3 separate regions of the Homo sapiens genome follow, and regions 1 and 3 are each linked to region 2. The links are chromatin loops, found by intact Hi-C in ENCODE. Cell type or tissue: natural killer cell. All regions are shown on one strand.

Region 1 (2,500 bases), 1.6 Mb before region 2:
GGCCTCACTGTGTCTTGCATCCCCTTGTCCCCTTGGTGGTCTCACCTCAGCCACTACTAGGAGGCAGGCTGAGTAAGCAGTCCACGCCAGTGTACCGATGCTAAGCTTAGGTTCTGGAGTCCCAGCAGCTCCACATACCATCTGTGTGACCTCAGCAAGTTTCTGAACCTCTCTTAGCCTTAGTTTCCTCATTTGCAAAATGAGAATAATAACAGTATATAGGCCGGGCGCAGTGGTTCACGCCTGTAATCCCAGCACTTTGGGAGGCCAGGGTGGGTGGATTCAGTGAGTTCAGGAGTTTGAGACCAGCCTGGCCAACATAGTGAAACACCGTCTCTACCAAAATACAAAAATTAGCTGGGCATGGTGGCTTGCACCTGTAATCCCAGCTACTTGGGAGGCTGAGGCAGGAGAATCACTTGAATCCGGGAGGCAGAGGTTGCAGTCAGCTGAGATTGTGCCACTGCACTCCAGTCTGGGTGACAGAGTGAAATTCTGTCTCAAAAACAAAACAAAACAAACAAACAAAAAAACAGTATCTGCCTTACAGAGTTGTGAGGACTACTTGCAATAGTACAATTAAAATGTTTAGTGGGGGCCTGGTGTGGTGGCTCAGGCCTGTAATCCCAGTACTTTGGGAGGCAGAGGTGGGCGGATCACTTGAGGCTGGGAGTTCGAGACCAGACTAATCAACAGGGTGAAACCCCGTCTCTACTAAATATACAAAAATTAGCCAGGCATGTTGGCGCACGCCTGTAATCCCAGCTACTTAGGAGGCTGAGGCAGGAGAATCACTTGAACCCGGGAGGCAGAGGTTGAAGTGAGCCAAGATCGTGCCACTGTACTCCAGCCTGGGTGACAGAGTGGGACTCCATCTCAAAATAAATAAATAAATAAAAATCGCTTAGTGGGAGGATGTTGCCCTCCCCCCGCCAAAAATGCCTAGGATAATAGCCAGCACACAGTAAGCATTAACACATGATTGTTGATCATTATTAATATTATTAATTAATTAAAATAATATAACTATTGTTGATATTGTAACTTAAACATTTCCCTGGCAGTCTTGGGAATGGGCTGCGTGGCCTTGTGGGTGGCACAGGTGAGAAGAGTGAGGAAGGCACATCTCGCTCGGCCTGCAGCTGGGAGAGGCAGAACCAGTGGGCAAAGCAGGAGTAGGGTACACAGAGGGGCAGGGTCTGCATGAGGAGGGCCCAGGAGCTGGGGTGACAAGGAGAGCAAGGGAATGAGTGTGACACCTCAGAGGGGAGAAGGAGCCGCCCCTAGAGGCAGCCTGGGGCGGTGACTGTGCTTCCTGTTGGGGCAAACACTGGCCCTTGAGAAAGACTGGCTCACACTGGCTGCTAAAGGAGCAACTGGTCTAAGTGGGGCACCAGAGGGGTAAAGGCGAAGGGGAGAGATGAAGGCAGAAACTGGCCGACTTATCCCCATGTTACAGATAGGGCCTCAAATCTTGCCTGCTCAGGATGTTTTGCTTATGATAGGAAAGATGGTAGTTAGACATCATGGTGAACTTCCTATCTCAGGGACTGGAGATACTGGAGCAGAGGAGTGAGGATGAATGTGGAACTTATGTCTTTGAGGGCTTTTTGGAACTGAGAAATCTTAGGGTAGTGTGGACTAGGGGAGCCCACTGGCTCAGGAATTCCCTAAGTGGGCAGAGCAGTGCAGGGGCAGGCCAGGCTATAAGCTGAAGGCCATGGGTAATAGGAAGTAGATGCAGGCCCTCCAGGCCTGCCACCGCAGGAAGTAGCTATGCCCTCCCCTTCACAATGGACTTGCAGGGAAGGCTGAGTGGTGGCCCGAGAGGTCCCGGGAGTTGGACAGGGCTGGGAGGACCCCTGTTTTTCTCTGTCAGAGGACAGCAAGGGTCTCCAGAGAGTGCCAGACCCAGAAACCGACAGCCATACGCAACTCAGAATGGCCCAGCTCCCCGGCCTCAGGTTCTGCCAGGTCTTCATCCTTGAGGAGAGGCCACAGGGTGGAGCTGGGGATCTGGGGTGGGGGACAAAGAACCAGGGAGGATGCTTTCCCACCCCCAGGGAGCTCAAGCCGCTGCTGCCATGGTTACATCTGCTTCCTGTTTGATTCATCTCAAACAGCAGAAGTGGAGGTGGGGTGGGGGGGCGACACTGGCTCCCAGCTCAGGCCACTGCTGCGTGGGGCTGTTTACAACAGCCGCATGTGGGATTCCCAGAAAGAGACTCCAAACCGGACATCCTGCGGCTGCAAAATACCCAGGTGTCAAGAGCTAAAAATAGCTGCCTCAGGGCCCCAGCTGCCCTGAGGTGGCGGAGAAAGAGGCATGCTCACTGTTGCCACCCTTACATCCAGCCTCCTGTTTGGTGTGCAGGAGCTTCTCTGTCCTCTTGCCTCGGACTGATGGAGGCCTTCGTCTGGGTAGGCAGACATCCCGGCTGGCTCACCTGGCAGCTGAGCCTCTGCCCTGATGGGCAGCTGGCTCCTCTGCCTATACAGA
Region 2 (2,500 bases):
GCCCAGGTCATTTTTTGTATTTTAGTAGATAACGTAGATACGGGGTTTCACCATGTTATCCAGGCTGGTCGCGAACTCCTGAGCTCAGGCAATCTGCCCACCTCTGCCTCCCAAAGTGCTGGGATTACAGGTGTGAGCCACCGCGCCTGGCCAGGATTCTTCTTCTGTGTCTCTTTCCTCACCACTTAAGTCTTCCATTGGCATTGCTTCCCTAGGCCAGAAACCACTATTCCTGTCCTCGAGCCTCACTGAGAGCCTCTGGTCCCTCACTTAAACCTTCTACTCATGCCCTACTTCCTGTTTCCACTGGCTGGCTGTCACACTTGCCTGGAAAACCCCTGAAGCTGTGCTTTCCAACCACACAGACACGGCGACACTAAGTTCTTGGTCTGCATTCTCAGTTGGGTCCTCCCCACAGTCCAGCCCCTCCATCATTTTCAGCTAGTGTTCTAGTCTCTTCAACAATGTTTTCAAATCTTTATACAGGTATTTCCCCTAGAATAATTGGGGGTGGGGATGGAGAAGCAGGGAGAGTTGGTGGAGATGAAAGATGAATGGGAAAGTGCAAGGTGAAGATGCAGGAGGGTTGAGACCCTTGAGAAAGGTAGACTAGAAGTAAGAGGTAGAAGAGGGTGAGGGAGAGGCCAGCAATAGCAGAAAGGAGTGGAGAAAGATAGGCTAGCCCAGAACCGATGCATTTCCTATGGTTTGTCTAAGTTCCTTGTCCTGGATTTTAAATTTTTCTTGTAAATACTCTGCCTCAACAAGCAGTATGTCTGTAAGTTTTGGAGTGAGGGCTGTGGGTTATTAGGAGACAGTGATAGATCAAAGGAGGACTAGTAATAAAGACCACTTTTACCCCAGCTCAAGGAGTTTTTATATGTACTAGCCTGCTTGTTTAATTGAGGATAGTAAAAGTTTTATACTTCTAACTGGATCTAGAAGAGGAAGAATTACATAGTTTAGTAAGCCTCAGATCCCTTTTGGAAGGAGTGAAACATGGGGGAGGGGAGGTTGAAAATAGAATTTAAATATATGTCCTGCTGAAGTAAATAATGCTTGAGGTGGGCAGATCACCTGAGGTCAGGAGTTTGAGATCAGCCTGGCCAATATGGTGAAACCCGTCTCTACTAAAAAATACAAAAATTAGCTGGGTGTGGTGGCATGCACCTGTAATCCCAGCTACTCAGGAGAGGCAGGAGAATCACTTGAACCTGGGAGGCAGAGGTTGCAGTGAGCCAAGATTGTGCCACTGCACTCCAGCCTGGGTGACAGAGCAAGACTCTGTCTCAAGAAAAAAAAAAGTAATGCTTGAGGAAGTCAACCAAAGGAAGCAGATGAGATCTTACTTTTCACACTGGAAGCTAGTCAGCATCCCACAGCAATGAGAATGATTCAGTTGTAAGTGCTTTTCGTCACTGTCACCTTACTTGGGTAGCCGTGGGGTCTGTGTTTACAGGTAACTGAGCTGCAGTGTTGGCACAGCACCTCACCACAGACAGTGTGGCGGGTGATGCACAGCACAGTGTGGTGAGAAACAGAAAGAACTGGAATGTATACACCACAAGGCCAGAGCTTAGGGCTTTCAGTTTTGCTGCTTCCAGGGAGGTCAGTGGACCAGTAGCAGCAGCAGCATCTGGCAACTTGTTAGAAATGCTGAATCTCAGGTCCCGACCCATCCATTTTAACAAGATCCTAATTTGCACACACGTTAAAGTTTGAGAATAGCTGCTTTCAACTTTGCAAGGGAGAGTCATGCTAGGGAGGGCTGGCAACGGTTCTCTCTTTTTTTGGGAGGAATGGGTCCTGGAGAAGTTGAAAGCACTCAGCTGCAAGGCAGCCCCAAACACCCCCATCTGAGCTATTTCTGGATCTGATGCAGTGACGGCTGCTTTACCTCCACCCCTACCAAAGGTTCTGATGCTGTGTTGGGAGGATGTCATATGATTTGTTGCTGTGTAGCTAGGCTTTTAAAATATAGTCTTATCTCCCTTAAAGTGTCCTGAGGTTGGTTTTTGTTTGTTGGTTGTTTTTTTGTTTGTTTGTTTTGGGGTATACTTTATATACAATAAAATTCTCCAATTTAAAGGGTGAGGTTTGTTAAATTTACCCAAATACAGTTGTGAAATCACCACCACAATCATGGTATAGAACATTTCAATCACATTAAATGTTTTGGTTTTATTTGTTGTCACAGCTTTCCACTTTATTAGCATATGGTACTTTTAAATATGAAAATAATAACATTATTCATATAATCTTTGGGTAAATTATGGAAGACCAAATAATTACAATTCTGTTAATATGATTCAAAACATTGACAAATAACGTTTTTCAAATCGATGTTTAGATGTTCGTTGTTTAAAAGATGAGTCAAAATTTTCTTGCAGCAAAAAGAGTAAATATATCTAGGACCACTGTGACAAATCTTTTTCATTTTTTCTTTTTTTGCTCATGCCACTTTGTCTAAGATACTCTCAGGAATCTGTTTAAAAATCAT
Region 3 (2,500 bases), 1.2 Mb before region 2:
TTCTACTTGAGGACAATATTAGTAATGCTGTATACTTCATTGGTGTTGCTGATTCTATTATTATAAATATAGTTTTAAACTACACATTTGTATGTCTTTGTTCGGCTCACTACTGCTCTTTTTTTTTGAGATGGGGTCTTGCTCTGTTGCCCAGGCTGGAGTGCAGTGGTGTGATCTTGGCTCACTGCAACCTCCGCCTCCTGGTTCAAGCAATTCTCCTGTCTCAGCCTCCCGAGTAACTGGGATTACAGGCACGTGCCACCACACTTGATACATTTTTGTATTTTTAGTAGAGATGGGGTTTTGCCATATTGGCCGGTCTGGTTTCGAACTCCTGACCTCAGGTGATCCGACCACCTCTTCCTCCCAAAGTGCTGGGATTACAGGCTTGAGCCACCGCACCCAGCCTCCACTACTGCTTTGAAGTGCCCTCCTTTTGTGCCACACACTGAACTAAAGCACGATGACACTATCTTTCCTGGTTCTCATAAAACCCTGGGAGGAAGGCATTGCTATGCCTGTTTAACAGATGAGGCGTCTGAGTATTGGAGAAAACTCATCTAACTCTTCTTATGTGTAGCAGAGCTAGGAGTTCTGATTGGACCCTCCTGGCATTCTAGCCCAGTTGAGGTCTGACTATTTTAGTGATTTGTTGGGGGATCCTCCTAAGCATAGGTGTATGCTTGCCAAAATAGCCCTCTGTGAGCCTTGGCTTATTCATCCGACTAGCTTTATTAGAGAACCGGATCTCAAGGAGGTGGGTGGGAGGTAGGTGAGAACTCTGGGAGATGGAAAGGGAGAAGGAACAGAAGCAGGCTCTGCAGGGAGGGCCAAATCCGTGCCCTGGCTGGTCACAATGCACCCAGCCCCTCCTAGCATGTAGATGGGAGTGGAAGGAGAGGAAACTGATCCAGCTTCGCTGGACACTGGCCTGGGATGAACAATTAGCCTTCTTCCAAACACGGTGACAGAGACAGACACTGCCAGGGTTCCTCGCCAGACCTCAGAAAACCCACATCCCTTGAACGTCACTGGCTTCAGCCCTCGAGTCTAGTTAGAACAAGGCGATGTTGTCATGGCTGACTTCTGGGCCCCCTGTGCTTTTGCTGGGAAGCACCCACTGCCAGTGTGTGGGTATGTGAGGTGGGGAGTGGCGGCCACAGGGGCAACACATTGGCAAGGCTCACAGCAGGGAGTTGGTTATTGGCTCAGTGCTGGCCTGGTCTGCAGTTGCCTCTCTTTCAGAGACCCCTAAATGTGAGAGGGGATGACCCAGCATCCCTGCTTCTCATCCTTCTTCCTCCTGCAACGCTCCCATGCCCATGAATTCTGATGTTTTTCCTTGTCAGAATTTGCTTGTGGGATCTTCGGACTAAAAAAAACCTTTGAGCTTTATTTTACCCAAAGGTTTTCTCTCCATCCCTTCCTTCTTTCTTTCCTTCCCCACTTCCTTCCTTCCTTCTTTCCTTCCTTCCTATTCTTTCCTTCTTGCTCTCTCTTTCCCATGTTAAATAAATTAACTGGGAGGCCATTAGTCTGAGATAGCCTCAGTACCTCAGGTTCTTACTTAAGAAAACCTTAGCCCAAACTTAATGTAAAACTAAAAGGAAACTTAAGCTTAACGAATCAGAAAATCCACCAACTAACCTCTAACTAGGACTTTCCACTACACCTCATAAAAGTTTCCCCTCTTGCCCCCTAGGTGAAATGTCAAACTGCTTCCTGTCTGGTGCTGACTGAATTACGAATCACTGAATGCTCAAATAAACTCATTAAAGTTTTATTGTACCTAAGTGTGTCTTTTAACATCTGCATATTTTATTATAAGATCTGTCTCCTGGCTGTGTGGTGGCTCACGCCTGTAATCCCAGCACTTTGGGACACCAAGGCAGGAGGATCACTTGAGCTCAGGAGTTTGAGACCAGCCTGGCCAACATGGTGAAACCCTGTTCTACAAAAAAAAAAGTTAGCCGGGCAAGGTGGCTTACGCCTGTAGTCCTAGCTACTTGGGAGGCTGAGGCAGGAGGATTGCTTCAGCCCAGGAGGAGGAAGCTGCAGTGAGCAGAGATCACACCACTGCACTCCAACCTGGGTGACAGAGTCAGACCCTGTCTCAAAAAATAAAAAATCTATATCTATATCTATCTATCTATCTATCTATCTATCTATCTATCTATCTATCTATCTGTCATCTATCATCTGTCTATCTCCCGTGTAAGCCATATGCAAGTATCCTTAAAAAGAAATTTTCTCACAATGACCGTCACCTTAATATAATCTGATATGTAGTAAAATTTGAACTCCCAAAAAAAGGATTTCCCACAATGACTGTATTTCTAGAGGTTTGATTTTGTGGTGTCTGCTACAATATATAGTAATGCATAATTTTATGTCCCAGAGCACATGTGGATTTGCCTGTGACCTATCTAAGGTTGGTAGGACTGCACCCTCTTTACAAGAATAAGCTCTCTCCACCATCAAGTTCCTCATGTTAAATAAG

The links. Hi-C counts contacts between places; a loop is a spot of excess contacts. Peaks named below come from ENCODE experiments on the same cell type or tissue, not always from the same donor. Only the 100,000 strongest peaks of a DNase experiment are listed, where the experiment ranks them.
Region 1: a loop joins it to region 2, with 8 times the contacts of the local background. A loop is called at or near these places in 4 of 110 quality-filtered maps.
Region 3: a loop joins it to region 2, with 23 times the contacts of the local background. A loop is called at or near these places in 2 of 110 quality-filtered maps.

Annotation. Positions count from the first base shown.
Region 1 is chr12:47,807,967-47,810,466 of GRCh38, reverse strand. The region is part of intron 1 of HDAC7 (histone deacetylase 7); the gene reads left to right. Among named protein-coding and RNA genes, the nearest start is that of HDAC7, 11 kb to the left of the region's middle. RefSeq lists an enhancer at 1,466-1,535. In natural killer cell, a CTCF peak has its summit at 1,285; DNase peaks (open chromatin) are centred at 1,306, 1,726 and 2,166; H3K4me3 peaks cover 632 bases; H3K27ac peaks cover 2,500 bases.
Region 2 is chr12:46,214,221-46,216,720 of GRCh38, reverse strand. All of the region lies in intron 5 of SLC38A1 (solute carrier family 38 member 1), which reads left to right. Among named protein-coding and RNA genes, the nearest start is that of SLC38A1, 54 kb to the left of the region's middle. RefSeq lists enhancers at 151-210, 381-710, 1,272-1,331. In natural killer cell, no CTCF peak of the experiment used is centred here; DNase peaks (open chromatin) are centred at 340, 990 and 1,460; H3K27ac peaks cover 2,500 bases.
Region 3 is chr12:47,390,310-47,392,809 of GRCh38, reverse strand. No RefSeq gene overlaps it. Among named protein-coding and RNA genes, the nearest start is that of LINC02156, 23 kb to the left of the region's middle. In natural killer cell, no CTCF peak of the experiment used is centred here; DNase peaks (open chromatin) are centred at 1,049 and 1,689; H3K27ac peaks cover 1,304 bases.